Linked DNA regions of Homo sapiens: region 2 is linked to region 1. The links are chromatin loops, found by intact Hi-C in ENCODE. Cell type or tissue: GM12878. All regions are shown on one strand. Links, peaks and the distances in the headings refer to the core of each region. The heading gives the core; the rest is flanking DNA. Region 1 overlaps CREB5 (cAMP responsive element binding protein 5). Region 2 overlaps CREB5 (cAMP responsive element binding protein 5).

Region 1 (2,921 bases), core at 271-2,770:
TCAGGTATCATCTACTATGAAGTAGTGAAATGTTTTTCCTGGCAGACCTGGAGGATTTTCATCATTCTCAAAATGTCCAGTTTAAACCTAGTCCCAATGAGTCTGATGGCTCCAACACTGAAAAGACAGAACTGCTTATTTGGGGACCTGTCCTACCTCTCCTAAAAGATGTCATTGTGCTTACTAATAAATTACTTATTCTAGTGCACAAAGAGTGAAACCTTTATTTCCTGCTCATCCAAAGGATTATTGTTCATATGTGAGAAGAAATGACCTCCTCGCCTACCTGTCACGATTCCTGGTTCCTGCTGCCCTCCTCAGCTAAATGTTACTTGCACTCAGAGATCATTTGAGCCTTTCTTTTGTTCAAGGAAAGGAAAGTCCAAGAACAACCAGTAAGGAATTACTCATCTATATGTGTCCACCTTTGAGGAAAATCTACCTTTAACTGACGTGTTGCTTCCCTGAAATAAATAATAGTTCTGGATCTCTCACTTTTTTTTTTTAAGACAGAGTCTCTGTTTCTGCAGTGACACGATCATAGCTCACTGTGTCTTCAAACTCCTGGGCTCAAGTGATCCTCCCACCTTAGCCTCCCAAGTAGCTAGTACTACAGGCACCCCACCATGCCTGGCTCATTTTTAAATTTTTTGTTAAGATGAGATCTTGCTAAGTTGCCCAGGCTTGTCTGAAACACCTGGGATCAAGAGATCCTCCCGCCTCAGCCTCCCAAAACACTGGGATTACAGATGTGAGCCACTGCACCCAGCCGGATTACTCTCTCTTGATCATATCTACTCATTTAACTTTAGGGTTGAAAAGGCCCTTGAAGATTGTTGGTTCAGCCATTTTTTGTGTGTGTGTGCATGAGGAAACAGAAACTCAGAGGCACTGAGGACACAGCCCTAGATCACCAGGCAAATGACTGGCTGAGTCAGTAGACACTCTTGCTGGTGTATTCATATTCAAAGCCATATCATGCAGGACTCAGTTACTTCACTTTGTCATTTTGTGATCATCAGGTTGACACATCTTAAGAAAGCACAATTTGGCCTTTCTGTTCTGGTCAGGAATCTGAAGAAAAAAACCAAGCTATCGGCTGGGCATGGTGGCTGACGCCTATAATCCCAGCACTTTGGGAGGCCAAGGCAGGCGGATCACGAGGTCAGGAGTTCAAGACCAGCCTGGCCAACATGGTGAAACCTCATCTCTACTAAAAATACAAAAATTAGCTGGGTGTGGTGGCAGCCACCTGTAATCCCAACTACTCAGGAGGCTGAGGCAGGAGAATTGCTTGAACCCGGGAAGCAGAGGTTGCAGTGAGCCGAGATCACTCACCACTGCACTCCAGCCTGGGTGACAGAGTGAGACTCTGACTCAAAAAAAAAAAAAAAAAGAAAGAAAGAAAAGAAAACCAAGCTATCATGACAGACCAGTGAAGGGATTTTTGGGGGAACACTTACCGCCAGTGAGCAAGCATAATGTTTTGCATGTTCTTTAAGTGTACTGTCAGTCACTTTCCGTTTCTATTTATACTAGGGACTTACTGTCTATAGCTAAAATTGACATTTACTGTGCCCATAACCCTACCACAAATTAAAATCAGACCCCAAGTCCCTCTGGGGAAAATGTTTATTAAGCTGTAGGAAGACATCTGAAATGATACCAAATTGCATTTTAAACTTGAAACCCCAAATACCACATTTGTTTGCAAGTAGGAATAGGACTGTCTGAGGAATCATTTGAGAAACTGAGCAAGTCACTCTCTTTGGCAACATGCAGGGCCACCAGGGAAGAGAAAAGTACCTTAGAAGAAACACTTTATATAAACCCCTTGTGGCTTTTAAGTAATCATTTAAACGTAAACAAAATATTCTTTAGAATGAACTCAAAAGAAAAGTAAGCCTTTTAAAATTCCATGCCTTTAATGAACAGACACAGACATTTCAATTGTACTTATAAATACCCTGAGAAGAGGGTTGAGAGAAATATCGAAATAAAACAAGTCCATTAAAATGTAAACCTGGGTTCCAGAGTTTCTCCTGCTAATACAGGCAAAAGTGTGTTTGAGACAAAAAAAAATCTTCAGCCGGGTGCAGTGGCTTGCGCCTGTAATCCCAACACTTTGGGAGGCCGAGGCGGGTAGATCACCTGAGGTCCGGAGTTCGAGACCAGCTCGGCCAACATGGCGAAACCCCATCTCTACTAAAAATACAAAAAATTAGATGGGCATGGTGATGGTTGCCTGTAATCCCAGGCACTCAGGAGGCTGAGGCAGGAGAATTGCTTGAACCTGGGGGAAAGAGGTTGCAGTGAGCTGAGATCGTGCCATTGCACTCCAGCCTGGGCAACAAGAGTAAAACTCCATCTCAAAAAAAAAAAAATCTTTCTAGCACTTTTGCCCTTTAGGATGTAGGTATCTGTGGGTGTTTGTATGTAGCAGGTGTATTTATGTACATAGATTGGACACAGTGTCAATCTCAGAACCTAATAATGGAATCAATTTTGTCTACAGGGAAGCCATACTCAGTGGTTTCTTTGCTTGTGTGTCCAGTCCATGAGTAGCTTGGAAAATAGCAAAGCCAGGTTGAAAAGCCATTTGAGATCCTTGAATGCAAAGTGTAAAGTACATGCCAAGTATCATTATTATGAGCTTTATTGCTACTATTTTACTAAGTGTTTCAGATTAATATCAATTCTGCTTCATGATAAGTGCTCTTGCAAAGTGGGAGAACTTGCAAGGTAGCTCAGGGAAGGTTGCACAAGAGAGAGCACACAGTTTCCTAGAAACTTCACCCTTCCCCCATACCCCCTGTTCAAGCCAGTGGTAGCTTGACTGTCCCTAGAAATCAGGATAGTGTTTCAAGTTATCATAGCCCTTAAAAAGATGACTGTCATGGATGTGACATAGGGGTATAGCT
Region 2 (2,921 bases), core at 165-2,664, 110 kb after region 1:
TTATGTGGTTATTAGGCCTTTATTTAGTCCTTGCAGCATCATAGTTATATGTATATGGATAAACAAGAAGCTGATTGCCCTTCTCTACTGAGGACATTAATTGGTGTTCATTTTCCCACAATAACATGGCTAAATAAGTATTAACATGTTACATTAAGAAATATGTCCTGCCAGGCACAGTGGCTCATGCCTGTAATCCCAGCACTTGGGGAGGCTGAGGCTGGAGAATCACTTGAGGCCAGGAGTTCAAGAGCAGCCTGGGCAAAATAGCTACACCCCATCTTTGCAAAACATTTTTTAAAATTAGGTGGGCATTGTGGCACATGTCTCTAGTCCCTGCTACTCAGAAGGCTGAGGTGGGAGGATTGCTTGAGCCCAGGAGGTAGAGGCTGCAGTGAACTATGATGGTGCCACTGTAGTCCAGCCTGGACGACATAGCAAGACCCTGTCTCTATAACAATAAAAAAGAAAAAAAGAATATGTTCATATTCACATATATCTTTAAATGATGGTCAGTTGTCTCAATATTCTCAGGGTTCTGCATTTTTACAGATCCTCACAACACTCAGGCCTTTGGTCTCTGTACTTACAACATATTGCTTTATTAATAAAGTGTTTTGCTGTTCATAGACTAAATGCCACCAAAGTCATATACTTTGTATGGGGTTTTGGTGATAGGCCAGGGCACCACATGTGCTGACTAGTGCTCTTTTTATAGTAAAACAGACTTATGAAAGCAAAAATTTATTGTGAAACTGTTTGGGGCATGCCAAATATCATAGGCAGTTAGCTCTTTGCTAACTGTAGAAACCCAGAGAATAGAATTGAGTGTTTTCTTAGGGAAGGGGCAATGAACACTTTGTGCCTGGGAGATCGAATGCTGCCAAGAAAGGGTTTCATTGCCCAGGACATAGTGGGGGAAGAAATGGAGACTAAATTCAACCTCTCCAAGATGGCCACAGGCAGGGGTGTTTTTTCTTCCAAAAGTATAAGAAAGCAAGAGAACCCAGTTTTGTTTTTAATACTTTTCTTGTTTGTTTTCTAGGTAGAAAAGTGTGGATTCACTAGAAATTAGAACTTGATTCCATTTTCTAAGATCCATTGTCTACATTATCTGCAGCTGAGAGCTTCTACTCAGGGGGCAAGGTGTCTAGCAGTTTCGATTTCAGAAAAGTGTTATTTCTGTAGTCTAAATGCAAATAATATGACATTTCCTTCTGAAGCAAATATATACGCACACACACACACACACACACACACACACATAAACACATCTCTGTTTCCTTTCTTGGTTTTTGTTTGGTTGTTTTTTTTTAACCAGAGATTGCCTTCATTTGATGGTCTAGAAGTGACTTTCTTTTATATGTGCTATTTTGAGCAGAAGGAGAACTGAGAAAAAGAAGGAAGGCCATCTGAATTTAGATAGGTGTAAAGTCAAAGAGGAAGAAGTTAGTGTTTAAGGCTAAAATAAATTGTCCTGTAAGTTATCCCACTGACCTTGGAATTGACAGGGTCACTTTTGGTTTCCACAGAGCCCCTTATCAATCACATTCATTTGGAGTTGGGAGGTACAATTTGCCTTCTTGTATGTTCTGAGATGTAAGAGCAATTTTCTTGTTTGATTAAGTGATTTATTCATCATTAAGGCTAATTTCCCAAATAGTCATTTTTATTTTGTAAAAATAAAGTTTGGAAGAGAAAGGGAATGAGATGAGATTTGTAGATGAGATTTTTATTATTTTGTCATTGTTTTATTTTATTATTTTTGTTATTAATGTTACTCAATATGTGGTTGCTTATAATTTATTTCACCAAGAAATTTAGAAATGGGAGATATTCCTTAAAACAGATTTCAATTTTTTTTAGCGCAACTTCTAGAATCCCAAACATACTTTCCTAGGTGATAAATACATGGCTGAAAAGCCAAGTTCATATTGAAAGTGTAGGTACAACTTAATGACAGCAATGTTAATCGTCCTTTTCGGTGTGCATGCATTTTTTAAGTCTCCTACATGTGAGGTATAATGCCTGGCAGCCACAAATAAACCTTGACCAAAGAGAGGATATTATTGATCACAATTTTTAAGTGGCTTATTCAAGATAGTGCTACATTTACGTTCACTTTTATCAAGTGGAAGCATCTCGGAGCTACCATCTATTTTATGTTTATATTTGTAGACAATGGGTGCCAAGTTCATTATTCTACAAAGCTATGAGCATGCCTTTGTGAATTAATATTAACAGATAAAGTAGAGATCCGAGGCACTTACATGAGTAAATAAGAAGAAAACCCCACACCATCCACAATATCCTGATATTGAGGGGGGAAAGAGTATTTTATAGACCGAAATTGACCAAATAATCAATGAACTCAATCAAATTAATTCAATCATGGCCCAAAACTTCATTGCCTCCTTGCCACCCTGAGCTGACATCATCCACCTGCAGCTGACCAACATGTGTACTGTATGCTTCCATACCTCCTGCTCAGTGGGCATCAGGCAGGTAGATGTGCTCTGCTCAACAGTATCCCATGAACAGTAATTGAGTAGGAGATGGTGGGGAGAGCAGGGATTCATGACTGAAGGTCAATTTATTTTCAGATATTCTTTTTAGATTGAGCAACACAGACTTCTTTTGGAAAATCTGATGGTAGATGAGTCAGCTTATTCTGATTGCATTTCAGGTGGAAGCCACAAATCCTACCACATAATTCTGCCCAATGTGCGCCTCATATTCACATTCTCAATTGGATGTAAACCTGAGCTTGTGAAGGTTACAATAGTTAAATGTATTAAGTCCTTATTATGTGCTGGGTATTGTTCTGTTTCCCATCTATTACTGTATTTAATCCTCATAGTAACACAAATAATGTACTCTTCTTATCCCCATCTTATAACGAGGTTGCTGGAGCTCAGCTG

The links. Hi-C counts contacts between places; a loop is a spot of excess contacts. Peaks named below come from ENCODE experiments on the same cell type or tissue, not always from the same donor. Only the 100,000 strongest peaks of a DNase experiment are listed, where the experiment ranks them.
Region 2: a loop joins it to region 1, with 2.2 times the contacts of the local background. A loop is called at or near these places in 2 of 110 quality-filtered maps.

The regions. Positions count from the first base shown.
Region 1 is chr7:28,703,986-28,706,906 of GRCh38, forward strand. The region is part of intron 5 of CREB5 (cAMP responsive element binding protein 5); the gene reads left to right. Among named protein-coding and RNA genes, the nearest start is that of TRIL, 250 kb to the right of the region's middle. RefSeq lists an enhancer at 786-855. In GM12878, for the core only: no CTCF peak of the experiment used is centred there; a DNase peak (open chromatin) is centred at 1,576; H3K4me3 peaks cover 513 bases; H3K27ac peaks cover 243 bases.
Region 2 is chr7:28,814,821-28,817,741 of GRCh38, forward strand. The region is part of intron 9 of CREB5 (cAMP responsive element binding protein 5); the gene reads left to right. Among named protein-coding and RNA genes, the nearest start is that of TRIL, 140 kb to the right of the region's middle. RefSeq lists an enhancer at 960-1,139. In GM12878, for the core only: no CTCF peak of the experiment used is centred there; DNase peaks (open chromatin) are centred at 771 and 1,261; H3K4me3 peaks cover 734 bases; H3K27ac peaks cover 1,461 bases.